Linked DNA regions of Homo sapiens: region 2 is linked to region 1. A link is a contact called in ENCODE Hi-C or POLR2A ChIA-PET data. All regions are on one chromosome and are shown on one strand. Each heading gives the region's core, a stretch centred on a gene start or an enhancer-like site at or near the end of the contact. The rest is flanking DNA. Distances are from core to core; before and after follow the strand shown.

Region 1 (4,658 bases), core at 554-3,053:
AAGAAGTGATGGTTCTTATATATTAAGGATATATAAGAACCTGACAACAAGAATATCTAACATAATAATCTAAGAAGTAAACAAACAACAATAAAGACAAAAACTCCCCAACTAATGTAATTCACTGTAGAATGAGAGTCATTGAGCTTATTTTTATCTTTGTTCAACAAGATAAAAACAGCAAAAAGTTTATTCTTTTCAATTTTAGTCACAATACTATACTCAATATAATTTAGTCACTTGTTTTTTATTCTCTGCACATGAACTCTTAACTATTACCTTAGGGTGATCAATAAATTACAGCCTGGCTACCCAGATCAAAAGGCAGGTTTGTCCAGACCACATTAAACAGTGCTGGACCTTGGAAAGAGCAGGAAAAACAGATAATAACGAAACACCAATGGTTCTGTAGACATACCTTTAGAGATAAGGCCTGTTTAAACCAAAAGGCCACTCTAAATCAATCAAGACCTGTTTCTGAAGTGCAATCCAAGGGACTATTCACCCTTTTGTCTCCTGGAATATTTTTTACAAATTCTTCAACATATTTTTTATGATAGATTATTATTAAAACATTTTGTGTATAATAGGATTTTCTATGTAAAGCATCAAATTGTCAAGATTGGGTAGCCTAAATTCTGAAAAAATCTAAAGAGGAAACTTCTGTAAAGTTTCATTTTTGCACCCTGCTCCCAACCCCACTGATGTGGGAGGAGTTGTTTAAGACAGTGTCCTAATTATTTTGAATGTACCTTTTTAGAGTCCATCCTTTGATTCTGTTTAAGTTTTTGAACAGGGAAGTGACATAATCTTTTAAAACCAGTCCAAATCATTAATTAAGCCTCCAGGACTACAGATCACATTTAAAATTTTTAATTATATTAATTTTTGAAACATTGTTTTAAAGTTCAAAAAGTATAAAAAGGATAGTCCCTCCGTCACCCAGTTTCTCTCCCCAAAATTAACCAATGTTACCAAATTGTGTGTGTACTTTCAAATAAAAATATGCAAATAGAAATATGCACTGAATATATTAATGTTTCACCAAATTGGAAGAACATCAGTTTGTTTTTGGGAAGAGAGACTTTCCCAACTCCACACTAATTGTGTTCCACATCCTATATTTTCTTCCACACTAATGGGCTGGTAGAAGAGGGCCTGTAATCTTGAGAGAAAAAAAGCAGAAAGAAAATGGAGGGATCTAGGAAGCAGGATGACACTGAGAAAGAAGCGGTGACTACCAAATTGGAACTAAGAGCCCAGGATTTGCGTGAGGCCCTGGGGCAAAGATGAGCGTTCTAATTGGGAAGACATCTCCAGCCACTGACCATGTCTCACTCCTTGTCACACTCATCCTGAGTGTACACCAGGCCTCAGGGACAGAGGCCAACTCAATTTTCAAGATGTTCAGTTTTAGAGTTTATAGTAAGGGAGCTTATTCACAAAGAAATGCTTCTATTTTCTTGGTAGCTTGACGTGGTGGCACCAAGCCAGTTTTGAACATCATAATAAAAGAGTTAAAATATAGAGAGAAATTTAATGAACTTGAGAAAAGTCTGTTTTTTCCAACTTCCTTCTCAATAATTAAATATGTGCTCTTAGCTTATCATCTTATCTGAAGTGATTTAAAACTCTGATATGAGTGTGCCTCTGAGAAACAGGCTTTCACTGTAGGTGAAATGTTTCTAAGATGTCTTCAGAGCCAGAGCTCACTATACTAAAGACATTGGATTGCTATTGATTTACTGATAGGCTGATGAGCCAGCCAACTTGCTCACCAGGTGCCAAAGTGAGAAATTATGACAGGAAGTTTTGTGGGGGGTGAGGGGGAGAGTGACTCACCAGCCTTGGTAATATTCCAAGGATCAGGCAAGAGTATAACAAACTCTGGTCTTGGCTAATTGTAAAACTTAACCATTAATGCAAAGGTCCACAAAACTAAAGGAATCAATGACGTATCTCCTCAGTTAAGATAAGAAAGCATTTTAACCCTTTGCTTTAAAGTGCTAACTTTTAAAACGAATAGTTCACTCCCAGCACAAGATACAATTAAGCATACCAGAAAAATGCAGGCCTATTTTGGTTCAATTATCAAATTCCACATGTTGCTAGGTGAGTGGTCATAATAGGACTTTATTAAGCAGTGAGAAAATTGGATGAGAATAGTTGACACCTGAACAGTTGTACTGTTTCCGGTGTCAATAGTGCACAGACCCTTGTAATTATAACTTAGGATAACTATTAGAAAATAAGTTAATGTCATGTTTAAATGTGGAACCTTCAAATTTTAAATGTACAGGACATCTATTGGAAGAGACCCCAGCTGTACAGTCTGTGAATATTGTACCCAAAGTGATAATCCTGGAGTAGTGGTAACATTATGGTTCTATCTCTATAATGGTCTATTCAAACCAATGTGACTAAATTAAGCAGATATTTGATCATTACCCGCTGTCCACTGAAACTAGCTCTGCCACCTGGGGCTAGAGTCACTCCCCACCTTGATCTCACTCCTGTAAAATGGAAGGATGGAATTGCCTCTTATCTGTTATATAAATTAAAATGACCTCTTTGGCAGTAAAAATGATTTAAGTAAACAGTCAATATTTTGTGACTCACAAAACTGAGATAATTTCTTTAAAATTGTCCTAGGTATTCCTTGTGGAGAAGGCAGGGCGACGTTCTCTCTTTCTAATTGGAATGAGTGGGATGTTTGTTTGTGCCATCTTCATGTCAGTGGGACTTGTGCTGCTGGTAAGTTTGGTGCCTGCACTGAGGTTTTTCATTAACATATGATGGTACCTGGCACCTCTGTGGTCCAGGTTAAAGTGCTTTGTATTCAAAAATATTTGAGACTGACTTACGAAATAAAGCCAGAGCAACAGCATAAAATCAAAGGAGATATATAAAGAAAAGATGAACTAGTTTCTTGGGTTTAAGACTGAATATCAGCATGTAAATTCTGGTTGTCATCCAGGGAGGCCATGTACCCATGGTTAGAGCATAGGCTCTGGATTCACCGCCAACTGGGTTTTAATGCTGACTCTGCCACATGGCTTCCTGTGTGACCTTGGGCATGTACCTGAACCTCTGCCCTCCTGGCATTGTCATCCACTACTTCACAGGGAGCTAAACATCTTGTCTGGAAACCTTAGTATGAGCAGAAGCAAAGGTCACTGGATCCTTGCCCTGCCTCTTTTACAGGAAAATCCTAATCCAGAGGATTTCCTTATAAGAAATCTAAAGAGTTATGCATGATTCAGACTAGAATAATTTCTCTCAGAATAGAATAACTTATACTTGCTTGAACAAAATACATTAGAAAAAGTTGTATGCCGCCTGTGAACTCAGAGGCTACTTAGCTAAAGGAAAAAGCAGCCAAATGATCTCAGTCCCACTATTGTTTTTGTTTTTTTCCTCAGAATAAGTTCTCTTGGATGAGTTATGTGAGCATGATAGCCATCTTCCTCTTTGTCAGCTTCTTTGAAATTGGGCCAGGCCCGATCCCCTGGTTCATGGTGGCTGAGTTTTTCAGTCAAGGACCACGTCCTGCTGCTTTAGCAATAGCTGCATTCAGCAATTGGACCTGCAATTTCATTGTAGCTCTGTGTTTCCAGTACATTGCGGTAAGCAGCCTAATATTCCACAGATTTACTGAACAGAAGAGAGGGTCAAAAAACTGCTAACTCAAAGTCTGTGTTTGCTTTCTATCCAGGACTTCTGTGGACCTTATGTGTTTTTCCTCTTTGCTGGAGTGCTCCTGGCCTTTACCCTGTTCACATTTTTTAAAGTTCCAGAAACCAAAGGAAAGTCTTTTGAGGAAATTGCTGCAGAATTCCAAAAGAAGAGTGGCTCAGCCCACAGGCCAAAAGCTGCTGTAGAAATGAAATTCCTAGGAGCTACAGAGACTGTGTAAAAAAAAAACCCTGCTTTTTGACATGAACAGAAACAATAAGGGAACCGTCTGTTTTTAAATGATGATTCCTTGAGCATTTTATATCCACATCTTTAAGTATTGTTTTATTTTTATGTGCTCTCATCAGAAATGTCATCAAATATTACCAAAAAAGTATTTTTTTAAGTTAGAGAATATATTTTTGATGGTAAGACTGTAATTAAGTAAACCAAAAAGGCTAGTTTATTTTGTTACACTAAAGGGCAGGTGGTTCTAATATTTTTAGCTCTGTTCTTTATAACAAGGTTCTTCTAAAATTGAAGAGATTTCAACATATCATTTTTTTAACACATAACTAGAAACCTGAGGATGCAACAAATATTTATATATTTGAATATCATTAAATTGGAATTTTCTTACCCATATATCTTATGTTAAAGGAGATATGGCTAGTGGCAATAAGTTCCATGTTAAAATAGACAACTCTTCCATTTATTGCACTCAGCTTTTTTCTTGAGTACTAGAATTTGTATTTTGCTTAAAATTTTACTTTTGTTCTGTATTTTCATGTGGAATGGATTATAGAGTATACTAAAAAATGTCTATAGAGAAAAACTTTCATTTTTGGTAGGCTTATCAAAATCTTTCAGCACTCAGAAAAGAAAACCATTTTAGTTCCTTTATTTAATGGCCAAATGGTTTTTGCAAGATTTAACACTAAAAAGGTTTCACCTGATCATATAGCGTGGGTTATCAGTTAACA
Region 2 (4,658 bases), core at 1,310-3,809, 360 kb before region 1:
TCCCCATACCCTACTATCCCTCACTCCACCCCATGCCCTGATCTCTGTTTAAAAAAATACTGTTAGTAAACTTAAAACTTAATTATAGAGGTGGTGGTTTCCTGGGTCATGTCCTGCAACACTGGATCTGCAACAAGCTTGAAATGGGTCTGCATGTCTGTCTGTCCTTACGTTGGCGTTCCTCCAAGGTACCTCACCAACAGCCCACTTTATTATCTGCAGGTGACTGACCGCCCCACAACTGCAGGGCTGCATCTTGTTCTAGGAAGCTGAAACCAGCTGAAGCCCTTGATTTTTCTACCCTGTTTATATCTAAATAAAACGATCCTTCTCAGGTAGAAGTCCACAAAAAATACGCAAGCATTTTGTATGAATCCTAAAAGAATATTGTGTATGTTTTCTGATATGGTTTGGCTGTCTCCCTACCCAAATCTCACCTTGAATTGTAATAATCCCCGGTCAAGGGTGGGGCCAGGTGTAGATGATTGAATCCTGGGGGCAGTTTCCCTCATACTGTTCTCGTGTAGTGAATAACTCTCAAGAGACCTGATGGTTTTATAAAGGGGAGTTGCCCTACACAAGCATTCTTGTCTGCACCATGTAAGATGTGACTTCGCTCCTCATTCACTTCCGGCCATGACTGTGAGGCTTCCCCGGCCATGTGGAACTGTGAGTCAATTAAACCTCTTTCCTTTATAAATTACTCAGTCTCAGGTATGTCTTTATTAGCAGTGCAAAAACAGACTAATACATTTTCTATATTAAAATGTCTGGGCTGTGGTTATTTTTATTACAATTTTACAAATGAGATTTCTCTTTACCTTAAATGTATCAACTATTTTTTAAAGCAGCAAAACATTTTTCCCCCACAGGAAACTCCAGTATTTGACACAATAGCAGGATGTTCTGGGAGGATAGTTAGGATCTACCTCATGGAGCCGTCCCTTTGCCGACACAACACTCCCCGATGCACCTCTACCTCCCTCCACAGAGTAGCCCCACACTTGGAGCTCCAGGGAGCACAGTTCTACATCCCCAGTCACAGGTTCCTATGACATGACCTCTGCCTCCCCCTCCAGCCTCATCTACGGCCCATCCTGATTCCCACTGTGTCCATCTATGGTAGCACATTGCGGGGCATTCGTGCACACTGCACACGGTGTCTGTTTATCCGTGCTGTGCCCTTCCTCACCCCCTGTTGGCTAGCAACCATACTATATCCTTAACACTTGGTTCAGGCAGCACCTGCCCAATGGGGTTTGATGGTTTTCCCTGCCTCTTCTCTCCGTACTCTGACCTGTTTGTAATCCTCTGTCTGGCTGTCTCCTATTCCAAACTGAGTCAGGGACATTACCTTACTGTTTCTCTAGTACCAATACAGAGTAGGTAGTTATAAATATGTACCAAAAAAAAAAAAAAAAAAGTACAGAGGCTGAGGCAGATGGATCACCTGAGGTCAGGAGTTTGAGACCAGCCTGGCCAAAATGGCAAAACCCCGTCTCTGCTAAAAATACAAAAACTAGCTGAGTGTGGTGGTCTGGGCCTGTAATCCCAGCTACTCGGGAGGCTGAGGCAGAAGAATCACTTGAACCTGGGAGATGGAGGTTGCAATGAGCTGAGATCATGCCACTGCACACTCCAGCCTGGGCCACAAAGGGAGACTCCATCTCAAAAAAAAAAAAAAATTCTGCTGAGTTTGGAATGCCCTAACTCAGTGAGATATGTTTAGGTTTGCTTCATCTCAACTGTTTGAGTATATAAATTAAGGAGACTGACACAAAATATAATATTTAGTAGCCAACAGCAGTTTGATACCTGATAAGTAAAAACAGTGTCCGCCTACCATCTAATATGACAGAAGAGAATAGGACAAAGAAAAAAATTGTTTTCCCTTCTTTTTAAAACTGGCTTTATGATTCTAAGGCTGTTTTTGTGGCTAAGCACAAAGAACCACAGCTCATCTGAACTTTTAAATAGCCCATTGCACACTTTTGATATCAGAGATGGGTTTTTGGAGGTTGTTTTCCATCTTCTACCATGTCTTTGGGACTGTAGAGTTAAACGTTGACATCACTGATATCAATCATAAAACATAAAACAATGGTTTTGAAACCTTCATATTCATTATTTCATTTGACCTTCACAGTAACCCCATAAGTTAGATAGAAGAGGTATGATTAACCTTGTCTTAAAGGAGAGAAATTTAGGTCTGAGAGTTTATAAATGTCTTCCCTTGAAGCCCCCAGGTAAGTAGTAGAGCATGACTCCTGATCGAGTCGCCTAAATTATCTTACCTCCACTCAGAAGTTTCCCAGGAGGAAATTTGTGTATAACATCTCCTTAAATGTTTGGCAAAGATTGGTTTTGCCCTGCCCTTCCATTGCATGTTTAGAATATTTTAAGTAGATTCTTGATAAGTCTGAATTTATACTATAGAGCAGCGATGCCATAGCCTGTTTCAATATATAGTGCTTCTCATCTTTATAGCAAAAATACTAAAAGGTGATTCATGGCTTGGTGATTACTCATTGATTTCTTAGTAAATGGGGACACTGTGTTTTTGTACAACAAACACAATTGTGTTTTCCCAGAAAGATAAGAAGTGGATTCTTTTCCACCTACAAAAAAGGAAGCGGCATACCTTGGGCTACTTACATTTTACAATATAAAATACATCTGTGTTGATTATTTAAGGGAGTTGGTTGCCTCGTTTCTCAGAAAGGAGGAAGAAATTTCTAGACTTCTTAAAAAATCAGCTCCAATAGCCAGGTGCATTATGATTTTTTTTTCCCCCCAGAAAAACTCTATATTCAGACTGGAGCTTGATAAATGTTTGTTGAAATGAATTGAATTGATTTATTCGCTCAGCTTCAGTTGTGTGATTTTGTGAGCAAATGGATGAATCTTACTGCTCTGGAGACCACGCAAATATTTGCCAGGTGTATAATTTGTACTTTTCCTCTATTCCAAGCAGGGGGAAGGCCAGTTACCTGTTACCTGGTGTGGCATTGTAGCAAGTTGCTTACTCTTTGCTTTTATATTTCCTCCTTTACAGGGATGCCTAGGTTTGTGTGTTTGGGGTTGAGGGTGGGGAGAGACAATGAAATAGAGGATGGAAAGAAAGAATTTCTGGGTATTGTAGAGGAGGATGACCTGGCTACAATACCGAGATGTAATCTCTTGGATAATTTGCATGACTGCAAGTTAGGAATACCTGTGACTCTCTATTTCCGTTTCCATTAAGGATCACATTATTCACTTTTTTCCTTACAGGTTTTAGTTATATAACATCAGTAACCCAGGAATGCTAGAGATGCCTCTATCAGATACTTTCATGACAAGTTTTAGCCAGAGTTATCTCATTCTTTCTCTTTGTCAAAATAGTGAAAGTTAGTGAAAACAGGACAGTGTGTCCTCTTCTTTGGGTGGAGGCAAAGCTGATTTTATATTCTCTTCAAAAGAGTTGCAAATTAGGCAGATTCTGATTTCTCCCCAGCTAACACTTCTGGTGATTTCAGCTGGAGAAAATGAATGTTTTGTGGCCTAAATGTTTAGTACATTTTGTTCTACCATTTTGTACCCACTTGTGAACTTATGAAGAGACACTTCAAATACTTCAGAACTTCAAAACCTTTCCATTCCCTCAAGAAACCTATCACAGAAGCCAATCACCAAAGCCTCCCTCCTGCTCCATATGAATATGCCCCTCTGAGAGTGCTTCAGGGAGGAGGTGCCTGAAGCCAAGCCCTCTGAGGCAACCCCAGCTTTCATGGTCTGCTGTAGGATGGGGAAATGGGATGAGCAGATGATTAATACGGAGCCATGGCTGCTCTGTCCTTGGGGTTCCAGTTTATCTGTTGCTCAGAACAAGATTTGCTTGAATAAGACGAATGCCTACGGTTAATCAGCTGAGTAAATAGTCATAAATTAAGATGTGACCAAGAATCCAGTGTTCACAGGGGATGGGGGAAAATACAAGACAGAAAAGACAAAAACAAAAAAAAGTCTGCTAACAGAACCCAAAACAGAATAGCAACATTGAAAACAGAACGCTCTTTGAGTATTGTTTTCTAGTCTAGAAGCATAGGAGATTTATGGCTACCTGATTAAGTTGATGAGTAATACTATGGTCAGATGTGCTCTTTGAAATTTGGCCTAAGTACTATGCATCATGGTGTTACCTCTCTCTGAAATCTATATATTTGTGAATAGCTAAAAGTAAGATAGGTATTGACAATGTTTTCTTTCACAGCCCAATCACTACTTAAATTATTTCTCCCTCAGCAGTCTTAATCTACATTCTCAGTGTTGAAGAAACTCCTTAGTCTGTGCAACAGTCTCTAGGGAGTATCTTTGCATTTCTAACAATCAACTCTGGAGATTAATTGGGATTATGAGGCCCATTTGCTCATAATCATAAGATTTCAGTGTCTGACTCAGGATCTTGTTTCTCAGGAAGCCCAAGGGTAAGGACACAGAGAACTCCTAGGCTTTAGTCTTGTGTCAGCCGAGTCCTGCTACAAGCTGCCCTTTTGGCCCTCCGAGGTCCTGGAGGTTTTCTTTTGAAATTTCCTTGAGGAACACGGCTCAGGTAGTGGACCAGCTCAGGTGCTCTAATTTCAGTGTGAGTCTGTGGGCAGTTGCACTCAACTACTTCT

Evidence for each region. Hi-C counts contacts between places; a loop is a spot of excess contacts on that map. ChIA-PET counts read pairs that join two places held with the same protein, here RNA polymerase II (POLR2A).
Region 2: a loop to region 1 is called in a map of PC-9, with 3 times the contacts of the local background. The contact joins two enhancer-like sites. A Hi-C loop is called at or near these places in 1 of 168 maps with a recorded cell type or tissue (PC-9). POLR2A ChIA-PET finds 5 or more read pairs at or near these places in 1 of 52 experiments (A673).

Annotation. Positions count from the first base shown.
Region 1 is chr3:170,997,161-171,001,818 of GRCh38, reverse strand. SLC2A2 (solute carrier family 2 member 2) reads left to right here. Exons shown (of 11, transcript NM_000340.2): 9 at 2,653-2,754; 10 at 3,423-3,626; 11 at 3,716-4,658. The coding sequence ends at 3,916. Among named protein-coding and RNA genes, the nearest start is that of SLC2A2, 27 kb to the left of the region's middle. Within about 2 kb of position 1,803, at least 5 of the 41 ENCODE cell types and tissues checked have a DNase peak (open chromatin) inside an H3K27ac peak, as active enhancers do; they include PC-9, where a contact is called at or near this core.
Region 2 is chr3:171,354,317-171,358,974 of GRCh38, reverse strand. All of the region lies in intron 2 of TNIK (TRAF2 and NCK interacting kinase), which reads left to right. Among named protein-coding and RNA genes, the nearest start is that of TNIK, 100 kb to the left of the region's middle. Within about 2 kb of position 2,559, at least 6 of the 41 ENCODE cell types and tissues checked have a DNase peak (open chromatin) inside an H3K27ac peak, as active enhancers do; they include PC-9, where a contact is called at or near this core.